4 separate regions of the Homo sapiens genome follow, and regions 2, 3 and 4 are each linked to region 1. Evidence: chromatin loops called from intact Hi-C (ENCODE). Cell type or tissue: Calu3. All regions are shown on one strand. Region 1 overlaps XYLT1 (xylosyltransferase 1). Region 2 overlaps XYLT1 (xylosyltransferase 1). Region 3 overlaps XYLT1 (xylosyltransferase 1). Region 4 overlaps XYLT1 (xylosyltransferase 1).

Region 1 (5,000 bases):
CCTCAATGTGTTTATTTTTTATTTCTATAAATGTAAGGGGTGCAGGAGCAATTCTGTTACATGGATAAACTGTGGAGTGGTGAAGTGTGGGCTTTTAGTGTATACCATCATCCAAACGGTGTACATTATACCCATGAAGTAATTCTCATCATCCCCCCCAACCACCCTCCCACTCTTCACAGTCTCTAGTATCTATCTCATTCCACACTCAATGCCTGTGTGTACACATATTTAGCTCCCACTCCCACTGATGAGATCATGCTGTCATATCTCAATGTAGATGCTAAATGTTCACCAGCAATACATGCTACATCTTTAGAGTTCGGAAAAATGTCATATGAGTCTGGGTGTGGTGGCTCACATCTGTAACCCTAGTGCTTTTGGAGGCTAAGGTGGGAGGACTGTTTAAGCCCAGGAGTTCAAGACCAGCCTGGGAAACATAGGGAGACCCCATCTCAAAAGAATTAATTAATTAATTATTATTATTATTATTATTATTTTTTGAGATGGAGCCTTGCTCTGTCGCCCAGGCTAGAGTGCAGTGGCGCCATCTTGGCTCACTGCAAGCTCCGCCTCCTGGGTTCACACCATTCTCCTGCCTCAGCCTCCCGAGTAGCTCGGACTACAGGCGCCCGCCACCGCACCTGGCTAATTTTTTCTATTTTTAGTAGAGACGGAGTTTCACCGTGTTAGCCAGGATGGTCTCGATCTCCTGACCTCATGATCCACCCACCTCGGCCTCCCAAAGTGCTGGCATTACAGGCATGAGCCACCACGCCCGGCCAATTGATTTTTTTTTAAATGTCAAATGAAGTAAATTCTCAGACCCAAGTAGTTCCAAATATATTTAATAACTGAATCAGGTATCAGGTTTTAAATTAATGAAAATGAAATAAAAGTAAAACTTCAATTTCTCACTGCTCTAGCCACATTTCCAGGGCTCCTGATATAGCCCCATGTGGCTGCTGGCCACCTCACTGGACGGTACAGGGGTGGCTCATGTCACCCACCACAGCAGCGATCACCGTTGCAGTTCACGGAGAACAGATTTCTACTCTGCCTTCATGGAGGTATCTTCTCCATGGGAGGCAGCGGTGGTCTCCACACGATCCACCAAGTCCAACCCTGCCAGCTTTTTCATTCTGCTCTCTCAGAGAAGCTGATATGGCCCAGTGATTCCAATAGGGAGCATCTGGGCAGAGTGCCCTGGAGGCAGCAGTCCATCCTCACTGACATACAGCACAACTTTACCCACTGTGCAAGAAGCACCTGAGCTTCCATGTCAGACCATGGAGGAGGACAGCATTTCTGGAGATAAATAAAGCCACCACGCTTAGAGAAAACAACAGAGGAGGGTGGGAAGAGCTCTGGCCCTGGAGCTAGACCGCCTGGGTTTGAATCCCAGCAGTGCTACTGACCAGCTATGTGACCTTGGGCACACAATTTAACTTCTCTATGACTCAGTTTACCTATAGGCAAAAGGTCAGCACCTACCCCTTAGAGGAGTTGAAAAGGACAAATGAAACAGAGTATATAAAGCATTTGTTGGGCTGGGCATGGTAGCTCATGCCTGTAATCTCAACACTTTGGGAGGCCAAGGCAGGAAGATCGCTTGAGGACAGGAGTTCAACACCAGCCTGAGCAAGAGAGTGAGATCCCTGCCCATCCCCCCTGTATTAGTCCATTTTCACACTGCTATCAAGAACTACCTGAGGCTGGGTAATTTATAAAGAAAAGAGGTTTAACTCACTCACAGTTCCACATGGGCTGGGGAGGCCTCAGGAAACTTACAATCGTGGCAGAAGAGGAAGAGGGGCAAGGCACATCTTATACGGCAGCAGGAGAGAATGAGAGTGAAGGGGGAACTGCCAAACACTTTTAAAGCATCAGATCTCATGAGAACTCACTCACTATCATGAGAACAGCATGGGGAAAACCTCCCCCCTCATCCAATCACCTCCCACCAAGTCCCTCCTTTGGCACATGGAGATTACAATTCGAGATGAGAGCTGGATGGGGACACAGAGCCAAATCATATCAACCCCCACCCACACCAATCTCTTAAATATTAAAAAATGGAAGGGTGGTGCATTCCTGTAGTCCCAGCTACTTGGGAGGCTGAGGCAGAAAGATTACTTGAGCCTAAGAATTCAAGGCTGCAGTGAGCCATGATCGCACCACTGCACTCCAGCCTGGGCAGCACAGCGAAACCTTATCTCTAAAAAAATAAAAATAATCACATAAAACAAAGCATATGTCACAAGTGCCTGGCACATCACAATGACTCCCTATAAATAATCATAATAATTATTCTTGCTCATTATAATACTTTGAGCTCTGCTCACAGAAGTACAGAACAACACAGGTGCCCCTGTTAAACTGAAGCCAAACTTCTAAAGCAGATCAATTACCAGGAGATCATTCACAATATAAAGGATTCTCATCGGGGACTCCTTTAAATACAGTGAAATCTGTGAAGGGCTTTTCAAATCGGAATCAATTTACCATATTGACATGGAATTCTTCAGGGACCCTTCGGGGAAGGACTCAGATGTAGTGTCCTCTCTGTCACTCTCATCTGTTGGTTGGTGAACAGCAGACTCTGTTCACCATTCCTACAATCAGCCAAGGGGGGCTGTGATGTTTCACAAGGCGCCACGGCAGAGAGATGAAAGTTGTTATGGGTGCTGTTGGATTTTAGGGCTGCTAAGAGAACCAGATGTTTAAAAGTAGCCCTGTGCAAGTCCAAGCCAGAGCTGCCAAATTCTCGACGCATGAAAAACAAAGGCGTCTGGCTTGGGAAAGTTTGTCCCAGGCAGACTCTCTGAGTCTATTTAGAAAGGGTTACAATGCAACGTTTGTATCTACACCCCTCCTGTACAGGTTTGCAAAACCGGAAATAATGCCTGTCACTCATGCAGTGACTCCTGGGCACAACCTTACAGCCAGTCCCTGTGCTGGGCATCAAGGAAATACAGAGATGACGTGAAATACCTGCTGGGTGAGCCATAGAAGCAAAGCGTTATTTGCTTCTGAGTCTGAAAGCTCAGCTGGGTGACCTTGGGCATGTTGCTTAACCTTTCTGTGATTCAGTCTTCTCATCTGTGAAATGGGGATAGCAGCAGGACCTTCCACACAAACTCACTGTGAGAAATGAGTAAAGATAAATGAAGGGGTTGGAACAGCTCCTGGCACACAGTAAGTGCTCAATAAATGTGTTTATTCTTAGTTGTGGTAGTAGACTGCTGATAAGGGGCTAAATTCAGGGTGTTAGGGTAGTACATAAAAAAGCTATCTAGGCTGGGCGCGGTGGCTCACGCCTATAATCCCAACACTTTGGGAGGCCGAGGCAGGCAGATCACTTGAGGTCAGGAGTTTGAGACCAGCCTGGCCAAACAGTGAAACCCTATCTCTACTACAAATACAAAAAATTAGCCGGGCGTGGTGGCAGGTACCTGTAATCCCAGCTACTCGGGAATCTGAGGCAGGAGAATGGCTTGAACCCAGGAGGTGCAGGTTGCAGTGAGCCAAGATCAGGCCACTGTACTCTGGCCTGGGCAGAGTGGGACTCCACCTCAGAAAAAAAAGTATCTAACTAGAGTATCAGGAAATGATTACCATCCCATACCATAGCCAGATTCAGCTCGTGGCCTATTTTCGCAAATAAAATTTTATTGGCACACAGCCACGTTCATTTGTTTACATGTTATCTCTGGCTGCTTTCCGGCTGCAGAGGCACAGTTCAGTAGTTGCCAAGGAGACTGAAGGGCCCTCAACATCTAAAATACCTCTTATCTGCTCCTTTAAGAAAAGGCTGGCCAACCTCTGATCCAATTCAATTCAGGAGGGATGTGATCAGGGAAGGCTTCCTGGAGGGTGACAACGTAAATTTTCCTTGGTTAATATTGACTCTTGCATTTCAGAGTTATTGAGGAGGATGCTTGGATCGGCAGGTTCGGGTAACAGAAAGGAAATAAGCATTGCCATCGACCTCTATCTGAATCAAATCCTACAGCAGGCATCACAGAACGGTGGCTCATGGGCCCAGAAACAGTCTGCAATCTAATTTGATATGAACCTGTGGTGCTTAAAAAACACCCGAGACAACATTGGATGGCTGGGATACATCATAATAAACCGCCTTTCCGGCTTCTATTAAAAACTCTGACGATCTGGCAACCCTGGGCCCACCCTTCCCATGGAGACCCCTTTTGCTGGGGTACCTGTTCTCCAGATCACCATGAGAACCTTTTCATTCCCCCCTTTACTCTATGTCTACAGCCTCTGCTCTGATGCTATCAAAGGCCTCTCACACATATTCTTGGTTCCCTGCCAACCCAGGCAGACAAGGCAAGCTGAGAAAACTAAAGTTCAGAGAGGTCAAGTGACTTTCCTAGGGATAGCCATCTGGTGAATGATAAAGCTGGACCGGAACCTGAGCCTTTGAGTCTAGCTCACTGTCCCTCTTCAGACATACAAACAGCGGAATGAGTCATTGCTACGATTTTACTAGGGCACTCCATAGTTTGAATAGCTCTTTTTTTTTTTTTTTTTTTTTGAGACAGTGTATTGCCCAGGCTGGAGTGCAGTGGTGCGATCTCGGCTCACTGCAACCTCTGCCTCCCGGGTTCAAGCGATTCTCCTGCCTCAGCCTCCTGAGTAGCTGGGATTACAGGCATGCACCACCATTCCCGGCTAATTTTTGTATTATTAGTAGAGACGGGGTTTCACCGTGTTGGTCAGGCTGGCTCAAACTGCTGATCTCGTGAACAGCTCTTTCACATATACGAGTCCAGATTGGAAAATGCAGACCTTGGATCCACGGAGGCCACGTAAATATTGAGTGGCATATGGTCACCAAAGGACTGACAAGGCAAGAGGCTAAAACTCCAGAAAGATAAGGACTAGAAGTGCATCTAGTCTATCTCAGGAGTCAGAGTGGGCAAATCTACTGAATCCAACAAGCACTGCTTAAGTGCCTGCTGGAATCAAGACAAAGA
Region 2 (5,000 bases), 91 kb before region 1:
AGGTATGATGGTCCTATGGTTGTGTTTCCTTTCTTTGTCTCAGTTTTAATTTTTGCAGTCTTATTTTGTTTAGTACACCCATGCAGACTGCCATAAACCCTTCCTGAAAGAGGGATGGGTGTAAAGAGATGAATCAACAAACCACAGAACTTCAAAAGGTTCCAGAAAAAAGCCACCACTGGCACAATAACGGGTTACTCAATCCCCCAAGGCTTTTGAGGAAGACTAGGGAAGGAAGGGGTTGACCTTGGGTCTAGAATGGGTGAGGGGGAGAGAAAAGAGAAAGCGAGAGAGAGCTAGCAAGTGAGCACACATGTGACCGTGAGCTTAATGCAAGGGGATAAGCTGGGGTAGGGTTGGCAGTATGGGTAGGGAAGGGGAGTACATGGGAAAGGAAAGGGGAGGACTGGAGCTTCAGTCGTGATGGATCTTGAAAGACAGACCACTCACTGATTCCTTGGTTTACTCATTCATTCATTCAAGAACTACCATGTGCAAAGAATTGGGCTCCCTGCATGAGATACAATGATGTAAAAAATAATGACGTGGTTCCTGCCCTCATGGAAATCATATTTAGTTCAGGGGTTGGCAAACTACAGCTTTAAGACCAAATCTGGCCTGCAATCCTCTTTTGCGAACCAAAGTTTTATTGGTACACAACCACTCCCGTTCATTTGCATATTATCTACAGCTACTGTACAGCCACGCTGGCAGAACTGCTTAGCGGTGACAGAGCCCATGTGGCCAGCAAAGGCTCAGATATTTACTAATCTATCTGGTCCTCTACAGACAGTTTGCACACTTCTGCTTTAGCTGCTATTACTGTTGCTGTTGCATATTATTTGTGAGCATATAAAAATGTTTCCAATAAACAAAGAGACATGTTGATGCCCCCGTGAGTCCCCAGTTTTCTCTGCCATAAAACTGGCATAAGAGGGCCATTGTGAGGGTTCTAGGAAAAGCTCTAAGAAATAAGCCCAGAACACAGACACCTACAATCCTTTTACATTTTCATTACTAATGATATTACAATGGCTGGGAGTAAGAGGAGGAATCATTTCACGCCACATGTCTGTCTTTAAAACACATTCAGCCTTTTCACTCTGATTCTAGAAACAGGTATGATTAGTTGATCAATGGGACCTCAATCTAGACAATCCAGGCATTTGACCACATTCTCCTGATTTTTCAGATGAAGATTTTTTTTCCCATCATTTTGACATTTCTGGAACTGAGGCTTATCTTATAAACACTGTGTACATATGATTTATTAATTTGTATTTGTTAAGAGCAAATGATGTGGCAGACACACAAGATACAGGAACAAAATACATATGTGAGCAATGCATGTGTGTATATACATGTGCGTGTGTGTGTGTGTGTGTACAGGTGCATGCAGATATATATGATAGTTCATAAGACATCAATTTATGCTAACGTTGGAAGGTAAGAAGGCATAATTTATGCTTATGTTGGAAGGTAAGAAGGCAGTAACACCTTAAAGTCTGTCAGTTGGTAATAACCATCGTGGTGAAGGGAAAAAAAAGTAGATCAGAGGAACAGAGGAGAGCAGCAGTTTGCAATTTTCAGAGCAATGGCTGGGATAGCATTCCTCCCAAAATGACCTTTGATCAAAGACCAGAGGCAGGTGAGGAGCAGATGTGCTGGAATTCTGGCTTCAGGCACAGGTAAGGGCAGGTGCAAAGATGACTATCTCTGTCAGTGTGTCTTTTTTTCCCCCTCCTTCCTCCCCAAAGCTGTTGCCAACACAATACTGTCCTCCAGTCACAGAAATGCTGTATGTGGATGGTATAAGCATGCTGCGAAAAAATGCTGCAGGGATTTGGACCATTTGGACCGCGCAGGGGAGGGTGTTAAAGTGATTGTAACATGTTTTATTTCAGCTAGTTCTTCAAGCTCAGCTCCTTTGAAATAGCTGACATGTTTTCTTGGCCCTCAACCTGCTGTAAGCCTACGTCCAAAAGCGTCATATGTCAACAACCTGGTAAATCCACAGTTAAGATTTTTTTTTTCCCACAAAAAGTCATGGGAACCAAACAGGCTCTGACCAAAGTTGCTGGACCAGTTAAACCACTACCAGTTACTTCTTTGCCCACGGTGAGTAAGGCTGCTTGGGAAGGTAACCTATTTTCTCTGAATACTCTCAAAGCATTCAAGATAAATATATCTATTCATTTGTATATCCCCCAACTTGGCACAGATGAGGCCTTGGGTTTGGATAGTAAAATTTAACACTACCCTATGACATTTCAATGCTAAGTTTCTTGGCAAACTCACCAAGATTGCAGCTGTAGGCCCAGAAAGAAAGGGTGACAGCTTCCAGATGGCACAGGAATGATCTGGAAGTCCTTGCATGTTTATAGCACCACTCAGTGCCGCAGGGTGCCCACTGTGGGCCGGGGGTCATGTTTAATTTCACTAACTCCTGATGATGAGCCTGCATCATCTCCCTATTGTACAAAGGAGGCGACAGAGGTTCAGCAAAGTGCTGACTGCAAAGCCATCCCAGTTCCCCAAATCAGGATGCCCCCTTGTCTTGACCACCCAGGACAGGATGGGAGTCATTCTCCAACTTAGATTCCAGTTCATGTGTCCAATGTGAGCCTAAGACTACAGTAACTAATCTCACTACTTTCCCTATCTAGTTTCCAAAACAAAATGTCCTCTGGATAAGAGCGAACAGCAGAATGGAGTTTGTGTGTATGTGTGTGCAGCTTTAGTTTTCTTAATATTTACATATAATACAGAATACCTTCTTCTTCTTCTTTTTTTTTTTTTTTTGAGATGGAGTCTCACTCTGTCACCCAGGCTGGAGTGCAGTGGTGCGATCTCGGCTCACTGAAACCTCCGCCTCCTGGGTTCAAGCGATTCTTCTGCCTCAGCCTCCCGAGTAGCTAGGATTACAGGCATGCACCACCACGCCCAGCTAACTTTTGTATTTTTAGTAGAGACAGGGTTTCACCATGTTGGCCAGGGTGGTCTCGATCTCCTGACCTCATGATCCCTCCACCACCGCCTCCCAAAGTGCTGGGATTATAGACGTGAATACCTTCTTTCTTAACAGCATTAAACAGACGAAGTATTGCTCGACTAAGCATTTGTAACTATAAGGACCCGGCAAACCCCAGACTCTGACTTCCGGAGAACTTTATTTCCACATGAAAAGAGCCCACACATGTTAGAAACAGTCAGTCCTGTGTTCAGATTCCCCTTCCCCTGACACCGCCGTGGTGGGGAGTCCCTGTGGGGGCAGTCACTTCTTTCTTCTAACCTGAGTCTGACTCATCCTCTCACTCCTCTGGCTAAGGACAGGAAGGGACAGTACCCTCTGAGAACCTGCTGAGAACTGCTGTGATGTCCCTTCCCTGACCCAAACAGAAGGAGGTACCCCTGAAAAGGAGACAGGATTAAAAAGCCAACCCAGAGAGCCTCTGGGTGCCAAAGGACTGCCGAAGCTCTTTACCCTCCCTCTGTATGTGGAAATTTCAGGGTAACTTACCAAGTGCTTTCTTCTCTTAGGAGCCACAGTCTGTGTGTACTCAGATTGGGAGAATGCAAATATAAGCGGTTGGGAGAGGGAAAAAGAACAAGAGAATAGGAGCGAGAACATTGGGAGAGAGAGAACAAGAGACAGATAATAAATGAGAGGAGAAAAATTCGAGCTACACACCATTTTCACCCTATATACTGACTTTGAAGCCTTAAGGTCAGCCAGGCACAGTGGCTCACGCCTGTAATCCCAGCGCTCTGGGAGGCCGAGGCAGGCGGCGCGCATGTGTATACTCCAAGCTACTCTGGAGGCTGAGGCAGGAGAATGGCTTGAACCCAGGAGGCAGGGGCTGCAGTGAGCTGAGATCACACCACTGCACTCCAGCCTGGGTGACAGAGTGAGACTGTCACAAAAGATATATATATATATATATATTCCCTCTAAGTCTAAGTAAGATACAATTCCTCTATACGTGTGTGTTTCACTTTATGCAGCAGACAGACTTCCAAAAAACTGGATATGAATAAATTTCTTAAAATCTTTTTATATACATGAAAAGTCACAACTTTAAGGTACCCCATTCATGAGGACATGAATCCTTTGGTAAGATTAAACATCCAAATTCCTAGAAATATATCCCCTTGGGAATTTTGAGTTTCCTAGTCTTGAATGTCCTTACATTCATGAAGTCAAAAGGGTATTAGAGGCATCTCTTCCAGCCCCTTCACTATGCAGAGGAAGAATCTGAGGCCCAGAGAGGCAGGGTGACTTGCCCAAGGTCACACAGCTAGAGTGAGTCAGAGCTGAAGCCTGAACTTGGGAGTGTAGTCTCTGTAGAGGTGCACGTACTGGCGGTTACTCACTTGTGCTACCTGAAATAAATGGACCTGAGAATCTGGTAGTTATATGAGCCTGCAGTTTTGTGGGGTTTTTGTTGTTGTTGTTGTTGTTGTTGAGACGGAGTCTCACTCTACTGCCCAGGCTAGAGTGCAATGACATTATCTCAGGTCACTGTAACCTCCGCCTCCCGGGTTCAAGCAATTCTCCTGCCTCAGCCTCCTGAGTAGCTGGGATTATAGGTGTAGACCACCACGCCCAGTAATTTTTACATTTTAGTAGAGATGAGGTTTCACCATGCTGGTCAGGCTGGTCTCGAACTCCTGACCTCGTGATCGGCCCGCTTCGGCCTCCCAAAATGTTGGGATTATAGGCATGAGCCACCATGCCTGGCCGAGTCTGCAGTTTTAATGCCTTATTTTCTGGAAGTCAAAACTGTATTACTGAGGTGTTTCTCTTTTTCATTACAGGAGTCATCTCTATTTTATTTATATTTTGCAGTGAAATGATTTAAATCAAATGTGCTTGGGTGCAGAGGAAATCTGATCTGAAAGAGAGTTTTTATGGCAGAGAGAGAGCCAGCAGATACTTATTTCCTGCCTTGAAGAGGCCAGTAACATCCTGGTACAAGGGGATTCATCAATACATCTTT
Region 3 (5,000 bases), 83 kb before region 1:
GCTCCTGTTCCCTTTGGGTCAAGACTCACAGTCATACAGTCTCCGTACACTGGGAATTTAATCCCATTTCACTTATCACAGTCCCACTCAGTGACTGGCATCTGTCCCCACCAGATAGTGATGTGGCCTGAGAGCAGGAATTGCATCTTCTGCTCAATAATGTGCCCTCCTCCTACTCAGGGTCAGTAAACATCTGTGGAATAAGTAAGTGCATAAATGGGGAAAAGGCAGGCCCGGCGCAGTGGCTCATGCCTGTAATCTCAGCACTTTGGGAGGCCAGGGCAGGTGGATCATGAGGTCATGAGTTCAAGACCAGCCTGGCTAACATGGCGAAACCCCATCTCTACTAAAAATACAAAAATTAGCCAGGCGTGGTGGCACACACCTGAAATCCTAGCTACTAGGGAGGCTGAGGCAGGAGAATCACTTGAACCTAGGAGGCAGAGGTTGCAGTGAGCCGAGATCGTGCCACTGCACTCTAGCCTGGATGACAGAGCAAGACTCCATCTCAAAAATAATAATAATAAAGGAGAGAAGGAAGAGAGAGCTTTGTTCCGAGTGTAGACAAAGAGGGTTTCTTTCAGGGGTCATGTCCCACAGCTCCATTCCCAGACACCATTAGAATAAAACACAGCATGGTGTCAGAGCACGGAGAAAAAGGTGAACTTCCTTCTGCCTCCTTTCCAGCTCACACGCATCTTGTTTCCAGCCCCAAACTTGATGAAGATGGGGCTCCCTTCCTTGCCTTCAGCCCAGGATAATCACCTGCTGCAAATTTACCCGGTGTTTAAATTGTAACAGCAAGTCACCAAGCTCTTATTGTCACAGTAGCAGAAGGGGTTACATCAGAGTAGAAGATGTGGACCTTGGCCTCAAGGAGCCCAGCAGTATCAGCACTCAGGAGCTGGTTAGAAATGCAGACTCCCAGGCCCCACCTCAGATGGGCTGAATTAGAACCTGCATCTTAACTAGGTCCTCTGGTTCATGTGAGCAGCCTCGTGGGCTGCTCATGGGCTTCAGTAGCCTGCTCATCAGAATCATCTGGAAGATTTGTTAAACTACAGATTGCTAGAGCCCTGCCTTCACCCCCAGTATGTGATTCCAAGAGTCTGGGGGTGGCAGGTGAAGGTGCGTTTCTTTCCATTTCCCATGTGATGCAGCTGCTGTTGGTTCAGGACCACGCTTCGAGAACAGCTGCCCTACTGCTCAGACCCAGGCACACAGCTTAGTTTCCAGCCAGATCCATGGGACTGTGGGTGAATTCCTTCCTTCTTCAACAACGTTGATGCTGATTTCATGCTGTTTGTGCAACTTAGGCAGTAAAAAGTTTCCTTTCCCCCTTGTGTGTATTAGTCTGTTTTCACACTGCTGATAAAGGCATGCCCGAGACTGGGTAATTTATTAAGAAAAATAAGTTTAATGAACTCACAGTTCCAAGTGGCTGGGGAGGCCGCACAATCATGGTGGAAGGCAAAAGGCACGTCTTACATGGCAGCAGGCAAAAGGAAAATGAGAGCCAAGCAAAAGGGGTTTCCCCTTATAAAACCATCAGATCTCATGAGACTTATTCACTACAATGAGAACAATATAGGGGAAACTGCCCCGATGATTCAGTTATCTCCCACTGGGTCCCTCCATGGAGGGAGGGAATTATAGGAGCTACAATTCAAGATGAGATTTGGGTGGGGACACAACCAAACCATATCAATGGGGGTTTAAGCAGAGGTCTGAGGCCCAGAAAGGCCTTCTAGAAGAGTCAAGGTGTGAGCTGGAGGATGAAAAAGAGCTTGCCGACAGACAAGAGGAAGAGGGGCGTTCTAGACACACAGCACTGCCCAAGCCAAATGAAGCAGGCGTGAAGCCAGGCACGCCCAGGGGGTGACTCATCTGCTGTGCCCAGAGCTCAGGCCAGGTAGGAGGGAGATCCAGGGGAAGGGTAGGGCCTGGAGATCACAGAAGTTCTGCCTCCTGTTACCTGTAAGATCCCTGCTGGCATAGTACTGTGAAGGACTCAATGAAACATCCCTGAAATCCTCATGATCATCAGGGCTGGCATTCCTGTAGCGCTTACCATGTATGGGGTCTTGTCTCAGGGCCTTACCCGCATTAACATGTTTTTCTTTCTAACTTAAAAAAATAATAATTATAGACTCACAGGAGGTTGCCAAGATAGCAGAGTTCTGCACTCCCTCACCCAGCTTCCCCCAATGGTGACATCTTATGTAACTGCAGTGCAATATTAAAACCAGGCAATTCACATCAGTACAATACTGTTAACGGGACTGCAGATTTTGTTTTTGTTTTCACCCATTTTCAACATACTCATGTGTGTATCCGTGATTCTATTTACTGTTTAATCTTCACAGCAATCCTATTATCCCATTTTGCAGATGGGAAAACTGAAGCACAGACAGAATAAAGACAGAATAAAGTGACTTGTCCAAGGAGCTCGAATTCAGGGAATCTAGCTCTAAGCTACTATGCAGTGTTACTTCTCCGGCAAGTTCTGGTAACTAGTGCAAACTCGCTCATGGATCAGAGATGTTTCTGAGGGTACTCATATTTGAAAAGGACTTCTAGGTGTCAAATGTAGGTTCCAGACCCATCCCAAAGAACCGGATCCTCTTGGAAAAGCTCCCCCTGGCCGGGGCTGAGCAGGGAAGCTGGGAGAGAGGGCATGTCCGCCCAGGGCCATGGCCACAGATCCCCAGCCTTGTTGGCTCCTGGATAGTCTCTATCCCAGCTCAAAGGTGTGCCTGTCTGCCTCATCTGCTCTCAGGTTTCTGGTCTGGTGATGTTCTCGGGACTGGCCTGGGCTGCCTGCCAACACCAGAACTAGACAAAAATCTGCAGTTCTGAGCCTCAGCCCCTGCCCCTGGAGCCCTGGCAACTTCACAGAGGCCTGCTTGTGAGGCCAGGAAGCAGGAAGCTGGGCTGCTCAGCCCTCCGCCAACCTCCAGGCCCCTGGCTGCTGGGGCTGGAGGAGGGAGAGAGAAGGGGACAGACAGGACATCCAGTAAAGCTGTAACACCACCAAAAAAGGCCTCCCACACAAGCCAGCCTTGGCAGCCAGCGACCTACCAGACAAGGCCCCCCTTTCCTGCTGACTTTTATGGAGTGTTGGGCTCCTTGGAAGGGAATGTTCCCTGTGCTTAGAAATATGTGGAGATGATCTATGCATGTGGACAGGGACTGCTTAGACCCATGCACACAGCTTGGTTTCTAGCCAGATCCGTGGGACTGTGGGTGAATTCTTTCCTTCAACAGCATTGATGCTGCTATAATGCTGTCTGTGTAACTTAGGCAAGAAAAGGTTTCCTTTCATTAGAGGGGAAAACATCCAAACCATTAAAAAAAAAAAAAAGTTCATAGGAATCCATGATAGCATTGGGAGTGGTTCTGCCCAGACATGGAGCGACTGTGGTTAGGACCCAAGAAACAGCCTCATCTGTTAACCTCTCCAAGACTCAGTATCCTCAGCTGAAAAGTGTGGATTAGGCTGGAAGGATCCAGCCCAAACTATGAACCTACAGGGAGAATGGGAATAAGGGGATATAATTAAGGGGCTTTTATTTCTATTCTGTCCAGAGATTCAAAATGCAGTTGCCTCAGACAGGCCAGGCCTCAGCCATGTGTCAAGGTCATCAGTGATAAATCAATCCACCCTGGGAGGGTCAGGACACTGGAGAGGGTCTGTCCAGCCAAAAGAACATTAGAACTCAATTGTTTTAAGACACTCTGCAGGCCAAACCAAACTTGTCGACTCACTAGTTACTAGCTTTGAATTCTAAAGTCGACTCTTGTCCAGAAATCATTTCAGGAGCTCCAAAATCTCAAGATCAGGAGATCCTAGAGAAAGATTAGAAGCAACAGGCCCCTTGTGTGTGGCCCTTAAGTTAACACGTCACTGGCTCCCCAGCAGGGAACCTGGTGGGCCCTGACTTCAGGAGCCTCCCCAGGCCCACTCATCACCCACAAAACAGCACCCTTGGGGTGCTGCAGAGAGGGAGGAAAAGTGCTTAGTCAGCCCACCCCGCTGCACGTTGCCGAGTCAGTCATTTTTTTAGAGCCCTCTAGAAACCACTAGATTCCAGGTCCTAGAATATGCACTACAGGCTTCCCTTGGAGCATGAGAAGTACCTCTCTGACTCCCACCAATTGCTCCTCCATGAATGGCAGCCATCCATCCATCTGCTATCCAAGAGAACGCATACTGGGTGAAAATGTATGCACAATCAGCTGAGAGCAACATGCGAAACCAAATTATTATCTATCCCCTCCCATTCCAGGAAAGAAAGGCCTGTGATGAAAGACACAGAAACAAGAAAACCACTACACTAGTGAGAGAAAAATCAATAATCAAAGTGATAGAGGAGAAACTTGACAAACCAAAGCTAACAGAATAATTATGATTAACATTAGATGAGGCTCTGAGCTCCCTGGTGGCCAAAGCAAAAAGGGATGCTTTGTATTATATAACTCATATACAACTTGACAGCTAGAAGCTTAGCCAAAGAAAAAGAGAAAAGTTCAGTCCTGGTACGAGTTTGTCAGGCAGGTGTGTAGGTGGCGGAGGTGATAAAGTAGAGAGGTGAGAGGTACCCAGGTCAAATGCAGCCTGGTGGGCCAAGGTCAGGCCTTGGCTTATACTGAAAGAGGCATGAGGAGCCACGTGGCGGGTTATTCGCAGAGTCAAGACTTCATCTGACTCATGATTTAAAAGAGCAGCTCTGGGAGCTATGCTGGGGATGGCCCACCTGGGGAAAAGGCAGAAGGAGGGAGGAAGATTTAGAGACTACAGAAAAAAGCCAGGCAAGTCCTTAGGAGAAAATCCATTCTCCTTCCTAGGACTGACTTACAAAGCTCAGCATGTCCTGAACCTGCCTCTCCATTCAACCCAAACTCATTTCTCTTTCCCTCCCTCCAGCTACCCTGGTCTCCATCTATCTCCTGCCTTGTGGATGCTCTTTGTCACCTTGTGCATTTGCACATGTTCTTCC
Region 4 (5,000 bases), 120 kb before region 1:
CCTCCTGAGCTTTGCCTCGGAGATCTCAGAACCCCAAAAGATCCTTGTATTCCAGAGTGTTTGATGGAGGTGGCATTGTCCCTAATGAGGTGTTCTGGAAGCGTGTGGTGGCATTTCCAGTTATCACAATGATTGGGGGATGCTGTTGGCAATGAGTGGGTGGGAGAACATCAGAAACCCAGCAGGACAGGGGAACACTCGTGGCTGGACAATGAAGAGCTGTCCTGCATCCTGCACATCTTCTGAACGTCCCCAGATGTCCTGTGCGTAAACAACTCATTTATAATTATCCAGGCCAGGAGCCTAACTTAGATTTACATATGATACAACATTATTATGAATGGTTTTAACATAGCTGAATTTTCTAGGAAAGTAACTACTGTTTCACTCAAGAAGAGATTTTATATCACTTAGTTTGACCACAGTTTCAGAAAATTACATCATCAAAGGCCACACAAGCTGTGGCTGTGAGTCACCAACACACACATCCATTCCCCGCCTGCATTTGTAACTACTGAATTCTCACTGACTCAATACGCAGTAGCTGACCTCTTCATGTATCCTCCAGCCCCTTGCAACCAAGTGTGGACCACTGGCCAGCAACATCTGCATCACCTGGGAACGTGTTAGATGTGCAGAATCTCAGGCCCCAGCCTGGACCACAGGAATCAGGGTCTGCACATTAACAGCATCCCCAAGCAATTCGTCTGCACATCAAAAATTGAGAAGTACGCCAGGCATGGTGGCTCATGCCTGTAATCCCAGCACTTTGGAAGTCCGAGGTGGGCAGATCACTGGAGTTCAGGAGTTCGAGGCCAGCCTGGCTAACATGATGAAACCCTGTCTCTACTGAAAATATCAAAATTAGCCAGTTGTAGTGGTGGGTGCCTGTAATCCCACCTACTCGGGAGGCTGAGGCAGAAGGATCGCTTGAACCCGGGAGGCAGAGGTTGCAGTGAGCCAAGATCATGCCACTGCACTCCAGCCTAGGCGTCACAGTGAGAATCTGTCTCAAAAAAAAAAAAAAAAAATTGAGAAGTGCTAATGTTGTTGCACCCATCATTCATTCGGTCAGTCAGTCAGTCATTCGTTTATTTTGGAGACAGGGTCTCGATCTGTCGTCCAGGCTGGAGCGCAGTAGCATGATCTCGGCTCACTGCAACCTCTGCCTCCCGGGTTCAAGTGATTCTCCTGCCTCAGCCTCCCAAGTAGCTGGAATTACAGGTGCACGTCACCATGCCTGGCTAATTTTTGTATTTTTAGTAGAGACAGCGTTTCACCATGTTGGCCAGGCTGGTCTGGAACTCCTGACCTCAAGTGATCCACCTGCCTCAGCCTCCCAAAGTGCTGGGATTACAGGCATCATCATTTAAATAATAAAACATATTATCTGTTTATAAATTGCTGTCATATATTTCTTCTTCATACTATTTTAGCAGTCTATTGATCTTTTTTAGAGTTGTGGGTGTTTAAGTAGGATAGAATAAGGCTGGATTTCATTTCTGGTTGGGTGAAAGGAATGTTTTAAAAGATTTGTGACATTGAGCAGGGCTGGGTCTGCTGGGGTTAAAATCACAGGTTTATTCATTCCACATATGTTATTTGGGTGTCCACTCCCTGACAGATGGGGCAGGGGAAAAGGATATAGGAAGGGGAACTAAAGTATGCTTCCTGCTGTTGGTGGAATTCTGAGAAAAGAGAGGAAAGTAAGTATGAATATAAGTTATTTTAATATAGGACCAAAAGGGAGTGTAGGGATGGGTGTGCTCAGGATTTGAATTTCATCAAGGGTGTGGAGCCTCACATGGTCTGGGGTCCAAGGAGAATGGAGGAGACTTCACAGAGAAAGCAGTTTTCCAGCCTCATCTTGAGAAGAAAGGAGCAAGACAGACAAAGGAAAAAAGGGCTTTCCAGGCAAGGGCAAAGCATGTGCAAAGGTGTGGTGAGAGGACCAGCCCAACTCCTTTTATAATAACAACGATCCCAGCTAACACTTAGTGAACATTTACTCTAATGACTGAGCTACACACTTTATATAGATTATCTTTAAAACTCTCAGAGCAGGGCCGGGCACGGTGGCTCACATCTGAAATCCCAGCACTTTGGGAGGCTGAGGCGTGGGAATTACTTAAGCCCAAGAGTTCAAGAGTAGCCTGGCCAACATGGTGAAACCCTGTCTCTACTGAAAATACAAAAATTAGCTGGGCGTGGTGGTGTGCGCCTGTAATACCAGCTACTCGGGAGGCTGAGGGAGGAAAAACGCTTGGACCTGGGAGGTGGGGGTTGTAGTGAGCCAATATTGCGCCACTGCACTCCAGCCTGAGCAACAGAGGGAGACTCCATCTCAAAAATAAACAAACACATCAACAAACAAAAAACCCCAGAACAACTCTATTGGGTAGGTGCAATTAGTATCCACATTTCACAGGTGAAAGTATGGAGGCATAGAGAGGTTAAGTAACTTGCCTCAAATCACACAGCATGGTTATAAACTTACATTGTTACTCCTGTGGGCTGTTAACAACTACGCTTGGCTCAGTGCCCCACAGGTTTCTAAAGTCCCCCCCAGGAGGAAACACCACTTCCACCAAAGGCCCTGGAAGAAAGCAATCACTAAGTGAGCTGATCTTTGGCCTGGGGTGGGGAAGGGAGGAGTCCAGAAGTAAGAGAGTTATCTGAAAAGCCTGGGTTCCTGGTGTAAAGTCCTCTTGCCTGGCTGCCTGTGATTCATTCTCTACCTCTGTTATTTGAGATTCATTTCTAGGTTGGTGCCACGCCCCTGACTCCTGAAAGCCACAAACCACAATATTCTATTTGTCCCCTGGTTTTATTTCCCTATACACCTTCTCTGTCTCTCTTGATTCAACTCCCAGGAAGCCCTCTTGTCCTAACCATCATCCTTCCTCCCCAACATTCTCCGATCCAGGTCCTCTGGGACGGGGCACTTAAGGAGACAAATGGGTCTCCTGCTGTTGAAAAACACCCAGTTTTCAAACTCATCCTTTGCCTGTGTGGGCCCTATCCCCCACACACACCCTGCCACAGTGGGTAATGAATGGTTCACTTGTAAGCTCATTACCGCAGGGCCTCTAAAGAAATGGAAATGCTCACGGAGCCAGAGACATAAATAAGGAGAGGCGCCTGTAAATAAATAAATATAGATGCACATACACACACACAAACCCAGTTAATTTCTATCATCTGAAAGCCGGAACCATTTGGGGTGGGGAGAGAGAGAAAGAAATAGGCTCCTAATATTGCCATCCATGTGATTTCAGAACTGAGCTTCCCCAGAAGCTGCTAATAAATTATTTTTACTATGCAGAGGTACAAATGAATATGCTGCTGTCACCCCCTAAATCTCCTTTATGAGCATGTGTTTGCCTTGGCCCAACCTACTGGGGACAGGGGCTTCCGAGCAAGTTTTCATTGGCCAAGTTCCTGAAGGAGGCTGCCATCTTGAAGGTCTGCTCTCTGTAAGCTGCGGGTGCCCCACTGGCACTTCCTGTTTATGCCTGAGGTTGGCATGGCCTGCAGGACATCCAATGTCGATTGGAAGGCCACAGGAATCAAAGTGACAGCAGTGCCTACACTCAAGCTTTTGGAAAATGATTTCTGCAGCCTGGACTGAGAGCTGCTGTTCACAAGATGGAATGTACCCCTCTTGGCCATATACTTCAATAGGCCCTGACATTTTCTACCAAGTTTCAGGGTGGATATGCAAAAACCTCATCACTACCAACTTTCGCGTGCACTGTCATCATCCAGAAGGAAACTCTGGTCACTCCCTTTGGAGGCAGTGTATCCAATGTCCAGTTCTCCAACTGTTCAGAGCAAGAAGTAGGCCATGGAAATCATGGTGATCATGATATGCTACCAGGACACGATGGGCACCGTCCGATGAAGTTGTTATAAATGTATGCCCTGGAGTCACTCTTGAGGATCTGAAATCCAGCTCTACCACTTCCCAGCTGTGTGACCTAGGGAAAGTCGTTTACCCTCTCTGAGCCTTGCTTTCCTCCTACGTAAACTATCTATAATATCAAAACCTCGCAGGGCTAAAAAGATACGCTGACTTAACCAGTGCAAAGACACAGTTCAGAATAGTTAGCAGTTAATAAAAGGTAGCGGTTACCCACATCATTTCATGCGAACTCCTACAACGACTTTTCATACATTCATTCACAGATATTTACTGAGTGCCAAGTACATCTTAGGTGCTGGGGACATGTCTGTGAATAAGACAGACAGATGCCTGCTCCTATCGAGCTTATATTTTAATAGCATGAGACAGACAACCATCCTACCAACAACTCAATAAACAGATTCTATCACAATGTTGGGCATCTGTTATCTATTTTTATCTATTTTATTTTTATAATTTCAACTTTTATTTTAGATTCTGGGGATCCCTGTGCAGGTTAGTTGCATGTGTGTATTGTGTGATGCTGAAGTATGGAGTATGATTGACCACTTCACCCAGGTAGTGAGCGTAGTACCCAATGGTTAGTTTTCTAACCCTTGTCCCCCTCTAGAAGTTCTCGGTGTCTACTGTCACCACCTTTTTGCTTTTTGTTTTTCCAGACAAAGTCTCTGTCATCCAGGCTGGAGTGCAGTGGCGCGATCTCCAATCACTGCAACCTCTGCCTCCGGGGTTCAAGAGATTCTCCTGCCTCAGCCTCCTGAGTAGGTGGGATTACAGGGATGCACCACCACACCCAGCTAATTTTTGTATATTTAGTAGAGACGGGGTTTCACCATGTAGGCCAGGCTGTTCTCGAACTCCTGACCTCCTGTGATCCACCTGCCTCGGCCTCCCAAAGTGCTGGGATTACAGGGGTGAGCCCCCGGGTTCAACCTACTGTTTTCATCTTTATGTTCACGTGTACTCAATGTTTAGATCCTAATTCCAAGTGAGAACATGTGGTATGTAGTCTTCTGTTCCTGCGTCATTAATTTGCTTAGGATAATGGCCTCCAGCTGCATCCATGTTGCTGCAA

What was found. Hi-C counts contacts between places; a loop is a spot of excess contacts. Peaks named below come from ENCODE experiments on the same cell type or tissue, not always from the same donor. Only the 100,000 strongest peaks of a DNase experiment are listed, where the experiment ranks them.
Region 2: a loop joins it to region 1, with 5 times the contacts of the local background. A loop is called at or near these places in 8 of 110 quality-filtered maps.
Region 3: it touches region 1 in a loop (6-fold over the local background); 6 of 110 quality-filtered maps call a loop at or near these places.
Region 4: a loop joins it to region 1, with 8 times the contacts of the local background. A loop is called at or near these places in 9 of 110 quality-filtered maps.

Annotation. Positions count from the first base shown.
Region 1 is chr16:17,393,291-17,398,290 of GRCh38, forward strand. All of the region lies in intron 1 of XYLT1 (xylosyltransferase 1), which reads right to left. Among named protein-coding and RNA genes, the nearest start is that of XYLT1, 75 kb to the right of the region's middle. In Calu3, no CTCF peak of the experiment used is centred here; DNase peaks (open chromatin) are centred at 2,961, 3,721 and 4,381.
Region 2 is chr16:17,302,632-17,307,631 of GRCh38, forward strand. The region is part of intron 2 of XYLT1 (xylosyltransferase 1); the gene reads right to left. Among named protein-coding and RNA genes, the nearest start is that of XYLT1, 170 kb to the right of the region's middle. RefSeq lists a silencer at 783-852 and an enhancer at 3,270-3,770. In Calu3, no CTCF peak of the experiment used is centred here; a DNase peak (open chromatin) is centred at 2,080.
Region 3 is chr16:17,310,339-17,315,338 of GRCh38, forward strand. The region is part of intron 2 of XYLT1 (xylosyltransferase 1); the gene reads right to left. Among named protein-coding and RNA genes, the nearest start is that of XYLT1, 160 kb to the right of the region's middle. In Calu3, no CTCF peak of the experiment used is centred here; DNase peaks (open chromatin) are centred at 1,883 and 2,883.
Region 4 is chr16:17,272,831-17,277,830 of GRCh38, forward strand. The region is part of intron 2 of XYLT1 (xylosyltransferase 1); the gene reads right to left. Among named protein-coding and RNA genes, the nearest start is that of XYLT1, 200 kb to the right of the region's middle. In Calu3, no CTCF peak of the experiment used is centred here; DNase peaks (open chromatin) are centred at 501 and 2,741.